Regions from separate parts of the Homo sapiens genome. Here region 2 is linked to region 1. A link is a contact called in ENCODE Hi-C data. All regions are on one chromosome and are shown on one strand. Each heading gives the region's core, a stretch centred on a gene start or an enhancer-like site at or near the end of the contact. The rest is flanking DNA. Distances are from core to core; before and after follow the strand shown. Region 1 overlaps EGFLAM (EGF like, fibronectin type III and laminin G domains). Region 2 holds the start of FYB1 (FYN binding protein 1).

Region 1 (3,181 bases), core at 489-2,988:
TTCCTAATTTATGAGTAGGGAACATGCAGCAGTAACACACTAGAACAAGGGCACAGAATTGTTCCTCACAGGGCTAGACGGTCAATTCCTAAGGCTCTGCCATGCAGTTCCTATTGAAGCTACTCAAGTGTGCCATTGTAGCATGAACATGGCCACAGGCAATATATAAATGAGAGAGTACAAGCCAGGCACAGTGATTCATGCCTGTAATCCCAGCACTTTGGGAGGCCGAAGCGGGTGGATCACCTGAGGTCAGGGTTTGAGACCAGCCTGGCCAACATGGTGAAACCCCGTCTGTACAAAAAATACAAAAAGCCAGACATGGTGGCACGTGCTATAATCCCAGCTACTAGGGAGGCAGAGGTAAGAGAATCACTTGAACCCAGAAGGCAGAGGTTGCAGTGAGCCGAGATTGCGCCACTGCACTCTGGCCTGGGCGACAACAGCAAGACCCTGTCTCAAAAAAAAAAAAAAAAAGTCCTGTTGGAATACTGCTGTACTCTTTTTTTTTTTTTTTTTTTTGAGATGGAGTCTTGCTCTGTCACCCAGGCTGGAGTGCAGTAGCGCGATCTCAGCTCACTGCAACATCTGCCTCATGGGTTCAAGCCATTTTCCTGCCTCAGCCTCCCTAGTAGCTGGGATTACAGGTGCCTGCCACCACACCCGGCTAATTTTTGTATTTTTTAGTAGAGATGGGGTTTCTCCATGTTGCTCAGGCTGGTCTCAAACTCCTGATCTTAAATGATCTGCCCACCTCGGCCTCCCGAAGTGCTAGGATTACAGGCGTGAGCCACTGTGCCCGGCCCCAGCAAGACTTTATTTACAAAAAAGAGTGGTGGGTCAGATTTGGCCTGCAGGCCATAGTTTGCTGACTGCTGCTCTATAAGATGAATGTTGGAAAGAAAGACCAGGAGCTTCCAATAAGCCTTGAAGCTTCAGGCTTCAGCCAATTCCAGCAGACTGTGTTCTGGCTCCCTTCTGAATCACTCTGGCATGATCTGCAATGTCTGAGAAAATCGCAAGGTGCTGCTGAAGGCAGATGGAGAGGGGGTTACCTGAACACGAGGGCTCCATCCCGAAGGCCCAAGGAAATGAAGTCGCTGTTGGGTCTCATGGGGCTGTCTCCCCTCCACAGCAAAAGGCCATCCTTGGCAGTTGTTTTAAACCTCATGAACACATTTGATCTTGATCCTGACACCCTGGAGGAAATACACAAATAAGTCCACCAAATCAACCACCAACATCTGTTTCCGAGTAATTCCAGTTTTGTCTGCCAGCCCTGAGGAACCAGATGTAAGGATAGTCTGGCACTTTCTGACACTTACTTCATTACCACGAGTCGCACCACGGGTCTAAAGGTCTGGACTGCTCACTCAGCAGCAGTCTCTCTCCCCAAGCACTGTGAACCCCACCAGAGAGCATTTGCTGAGTGACAGATTAGCAAGACTATGGCCAATGTCACAGCTTAGGCTGCACCCCCATACACACCTCATTCTTTTCTCTTTCCTGTTTTACTACTCAGGGGCCCCATTCCCCAACAGAAAGTGTGTTTCCTAATTACCAAGAGGTTCAAATTGGCAGCCACTCTGGGCTAGGACCACGGCTGTGGATGGCCAGCTCTGGCCGGTGACTGTCCTTGGGGACAAGGTCTAGACAGGGAAAATACCCAAGCGATGGCGTCTCAGACAAAGGAACAAGGCCTGATAGTGAATGGTCTGGAGTGGTGTTGAGGCAGAGCCAGGGTGGAGAAGAACAGGAAGCTTCGAGGAAAGGAGGGGTGCTCAGGCTAGGCCAGCTCCATGCTCTATAGCCACGGCTGGGAATAGGTTCACAGGCTGACATGCTCTTAGCAATGCTTGGGAATAGACTAGTTCAGAAATTCATTCTTATTAGTGTGATCAGTGTTTCATCTTGCACAGAGAAAAGAGGAAGGCTGAGGTCCTTGAATCAAGGGTGAGATAGGAGGAAACATAATTTAACATTGCTACTAGCATAATGTCATTGGAAAAGTTTCTTTGTCCATTCTCTAGTCACTTGAGCCATCCCTCTGTCTGTCTCACACACCTGGGTCTGTGTCTGCAGTGTCCTCAATCGTGAACAGTGGAGGGAACTATTATCTAGGCTTCCCAGAGCCTGAGCTCGTCAGGAAGAGACCAAGTTTGCATTTCCCATGCAGGGCCTCAGAACAGTGAGGGAAGAGCGAGGCCCCCCAGGCCAGGTTCAGCACAATCTAGCACTGACCCATTCCCTAGAGACCTGCTTTGCCCAGATTTTCGCTCAGGTTCCTTCCCTCTCCCATTTGCCTTGGGTATATTGATTGGTTACAAGCCAATCAAGAGGTTCTCATTTCTCTTGCCAGTGATTGGTTTAGGGGCAGGCATGTGGCAGCACAGAAGAGACACAATCATATCCCTTTTGTCCAATGAGATACAATTCTGGGAAGAATTCCTTCTCTTTTAAAAAGAGTCATATGAGAAAAAAAGTCTTTTGGACTTCCACTGGATGTAGTCAGAGTCATCTTATGTGCAGCTTATGGGCAGCTGGGGAGTGGCCTCTGGAGAAGACGCTGAGGACAGCAAGCAAGAAATAGGGATGAGATTGGAATATTTGAGGGTACAGCTGCTTCTCTTAATTAATCAACCCAAGATCCAGTGTAAGTCTGGACTCCTTGTGATATGAAATAGTAAATATCCCTCATGGGTAAGGCATTTTAAGCTGAACTTTCTGTTACTTGGCACCAAAGATATCTGACTGAAATAGACCCTGAACTTGACTTTTACCTGCAGCCTCACACACATGCATTTATACTTTCATATACATACACACACACACACACACATGCATGCGCACACACACATACACACACACTATGGCCCTTGAGGTAGCTGTGGTTTTGGGCCTCATGTCTCCTGCTCTCATCAAGCCCCTCTACTCCCCCAAACCACCTAGTGGTCTCTCACTAACCCCCAGAGACTGAAGGCTTGGGCCCCTTTCACGCTGTCACTGCTTTCTAGGGACTGAATGACCTTCCATCTTTGGAGAGAAAGGGCTGAAGAAGGAGGACGGTCTCTCTTGGCTGGGAATCCATTTTACCTAAGTCCCCATGCCAAGACAACGTAGATTAATACAACCTGGGATTAGAGAAGTGAAGCAGTGTCTGCCTGGTGTGTGTTGGGCGTTA
Region 2 (3,181 bases), core at 205-2,704, 770 kb before region 1:
AAACTTTTGGCAAACTTTTTCTGCAGAGGACTAGATAGTAAATATTTCAGGCCATATACGGTCTCAGCCATGTCATCATCATTGTTGTCATCATCATTGTTACCATCATTGTCTTCTTTTGCTTCTTCTCCCTTTTCTTACAATTCTTAAAAAATGTAAATTCTTAGCCTGAGGTCTGTACAAAACATTCCACAGGCCAGATTTGGCATGCGGGCCATAGTTTGCTGACCCTACTACTCTATAAGAAGGGAAAATCATACGGGGAGGAAAGTGACCATCTCTGGCATAACGTCTGTAAGATTATAAGCCACTGAGTGGAAAATCCTTGTCTTCTCCATCTTTCTAGTCTTGGCCAGTGCTTGACCCACACAGTAAGTGTTTGATGTTTATGAATGAATGAGTAGAAGGAAGGTGGGGGAGGTTAATTTCACAATCACAATTTGTTAAAATCTCATTTAGTCCCAATGGTAGCCTCTGTTTTGGGGGGTTTCTTTTCTTTTCTTGTCTTTTCTTTTCTTTTTTTCTCTTTTCTTTTTTGAGTTTCTTTCTTTCTTTCCTTCTCTTTATTTTTCTTTCTTTCTTTCTTCTTTTTTTTTTTTCCTTCAGACAGGATCTTGCTCTGTTACCCAGGCTGGAGTGCAATGGTGGTGCAATCATAGCTCACTGAAGCCTTGAACTCCTGTGCTCAAGAAATCCTCCCACCTCAGCTTCCCAAATGTCTGGGGCTACAGGCATGCACCATCACACTTGGCTAATTTTTTTTTTATTTTTGTAGAGACAGGGTCTCACCATGTTGTCAAGACTGGTCTTGAACTCCTGGTCTCAAGCAATCCTCCTGCCTCAGCCTTCCAAAGTACCGGGATTACAGGCATGACCCACTACACTCAGCCCCACTGGTGGTCTTTTCACATGGATTATCATCTAAATACTCCATTTCTTCCAGCCTCAAGAATAGTCTAACAGAGAGCCGACAGAGTGAGTCTAGTGGGCTTTCCACACATGAGTGACCACTCTTCAGTTGATATGGTCAAGCACACCACTTTACCTCCTGACCTCAGGTGCAATTAGCTTCCAAATATTCCACATGCTCCAGTGGACCTTTCTAATTGTAAGCATCCCCCTTTGGCCCCCATTGCAGGTGACACTCCTGGGTGTGTGGAAAGATTATGGGTCCAAAGAACTTACAGCTTCTTCCTCTTGAATAAACATGGTGGCAGGCAGGAGAATCTTGTTTTGGTTTTACCCTTTTAAATATCACATGCTTGGTGGGAATGTTAGCAGAAGTATCCAGGCTGAACAGACACTTTTAAGTTCCCCTTTCTCCTCCTTATTACTCAATATCCTGAGGGCATAATAGAACTTTTCTTGTCTAAGTTTGCCTGGTCAGGGGAGGGAGGTGTGGCTCACTCAACCACTGACCGGGACAAAACCCTGCCAGGCATCAGAAAGCTCCGCAGTTCTTGAGTTCCACATGCAGAGCAGATGCGACAGCTAGAAGTGAGTAGGGCCCAGACCCTGGCCCAGGAAGATCCACTAAAGGAGGCCATCCTTCCGCCTTCTTCTGCAGGAGTCAGGTAACAGCTATGCCTAGGTTTCTTCTTTCAAATAAATGTGTAATTTTTTATAGCAGGAAAAAAGCACCACTTCCAAATTCTGGCAGCACAGACTGTGCTAGCTGAATAACTGAAGGAAACGCATGTTCTGTTGGAAAATAGCAAAAGAGATGAACAGGAGACACTAAAACTCAGCCTCATGGTAGCCAAAAGGATGATAAGCAGATAAAAATGTGGCCGGGAACGTGTCTGTCACTTGCTCTTTCGTAACTGGATAAGGCCTCTCATGTGTTCTTGTTGGAACCTCTGGTGCCACTAGCGTTAAATAACGTCTTGCAGTGAAACCAGAAACAAGGTTTTATTGCCAACAGAGCTGGGCACAGATGGTTTATTTCATCCTGGTTCCTAACAAATATGTGTCCATCCTTTTGATGAGAAAGAGTAACTTTCAATTTCCTCCAAACCTGGCAGGAGGTGAGGATTCACATGAGATTTCTACATAGACTAAAGAAAGGGACTATACTGCCATGAATTATGCCTTCTCAGAAGGAATCCTGGCAAACTGGATAAATGATGACAAACAGCTGCAGATCAGCCAAGGAGGCCTTTCAAAGCAACCAGCAACTCCAAATTTTCCTCGGAGCCTTTGGCTGTCTTGTATACATTGCTGATTCTTCTGAAAAATTCACAAGGTCTTTTCCCCCCATTTAACTTGATTTGCAGGGAAGTAATTAATAGAAATGGGCCTCTGACTCTGCCTTCTATTAGCTGTGTGACTTTGGGAGAGCCACTTAACCTCTCTGTGTCTCAGTTTTCTCATCTAAACATGGGGATAATAATAGAACTCATCTCATGGAGTTGTTGAGGGGATAAAACTATATACACTTTTTGAGTACTAATGTAAAATAATAATTAATATTCACCATTTTAAATATTTTTTCATTAAATACAAATAATTCTGCGTGGGAAACAGATGGGCTTATCACCGGAAGGGTGAAGTTGTGGCTGTGATTTTCTGCCCATGCTATGGGAATGCCACCGGAGGTTTTAGGTAGAGTAAAACGTCCCCATGCAATGTGAGATACACACACTTCAAATAGTCCGATACCTTAAGAAATTAATCATAAGTGATAGGTGAGGGGGAGGAGGATAAGGGTGCTCTTTCCAATAAAACCACATGTTTTATGATGTACCATTAAAGGCGATCCTGAATATCAAAGGCGTTATGGTGCACTTAAGGCACCCCGTGGAAAAGTTGACCATCCGTTTCAAAAAGGAAAGGCTAAAAAGGTTTCCATTTCCCTTGAGAAATTATTGTAAAGGTTGAAATCCACACTGCCTGACTGTCATGTCCATTATTTGTTTACTACCATTGGGCTTCAAATTCCCCCCAGCTTCTGCTGGAGTCCAGAGGCTTGGAAGCTCGCAGCAGCTGATTTCTGGTGCAATGCTGCACCTTGCCAAGTTACGGCTGCTTCATAGAGCAATCACACTGACATCTAGTGGTCTAAAGAGTAAGTGCAGGCGGTGGCTTTGAAGCTTTTACCAGCCTCAATGTGCTTTAAAAACCACATTTTCCACCATTTACACAATACGTTAACAAGAGAGAGAGATCAGGGATGTAGAAA

What was found. Hi-C counts contacts between places; a loop is a spot of excess contacts on that map. Pooled maps may share reads with other maps.
Region 2: a loop to region 1 is called in a map with no recorded cell type, with 2.9 times the contacts of the local background. The contact joins the promoter of FYB1 here to the enhancer-like site in region 1. A Hi-C loop is called at or near these places in 1 of 168 maps with a recorded cell type or tissue (naive thymus-derived CD4-positive, alpha-beta T cell), 3 of 37 single-sample maps with no recorded cell type and 7 of 50 pooled maps.

Annotation. Positions count from the first base shown.
Region 1 is chr5:38,449,333-38,452,513 of GRCh38, reverse strand. EGFLAM (EGF like, fibronectin type III and laminin G domains) reads right to left here. Exons shown (of 22, transcript NM_152403.4): 19 at 1,056-1,199. All of the region lies in intron 1 of EGFLAM-AS5 (EGFLAM antisense RNA 5), which reads left to right. Among named protein-coding and RNA genes, the nearest start is that of EGFLAM-AS5, 17 kb to the left of the region's middle. Within about 2 kb of position 1,738, at least 2 of the 41 ENCODE cell types and tissues checked have a DNase peak (open chromatin) inside an H3K27ac peak, as active enhancers do.
Region 2 is chr5:39,217,836-39,221,016 of GRCh38, reverse strand. FYB1 (FYN binding protein 1) reads left to right here and starts at 1,454. Exons shown (of 19, transcript NM_001465.6): 1 at 1,454-1,574. RefSeq lists an enhancer at 1-378.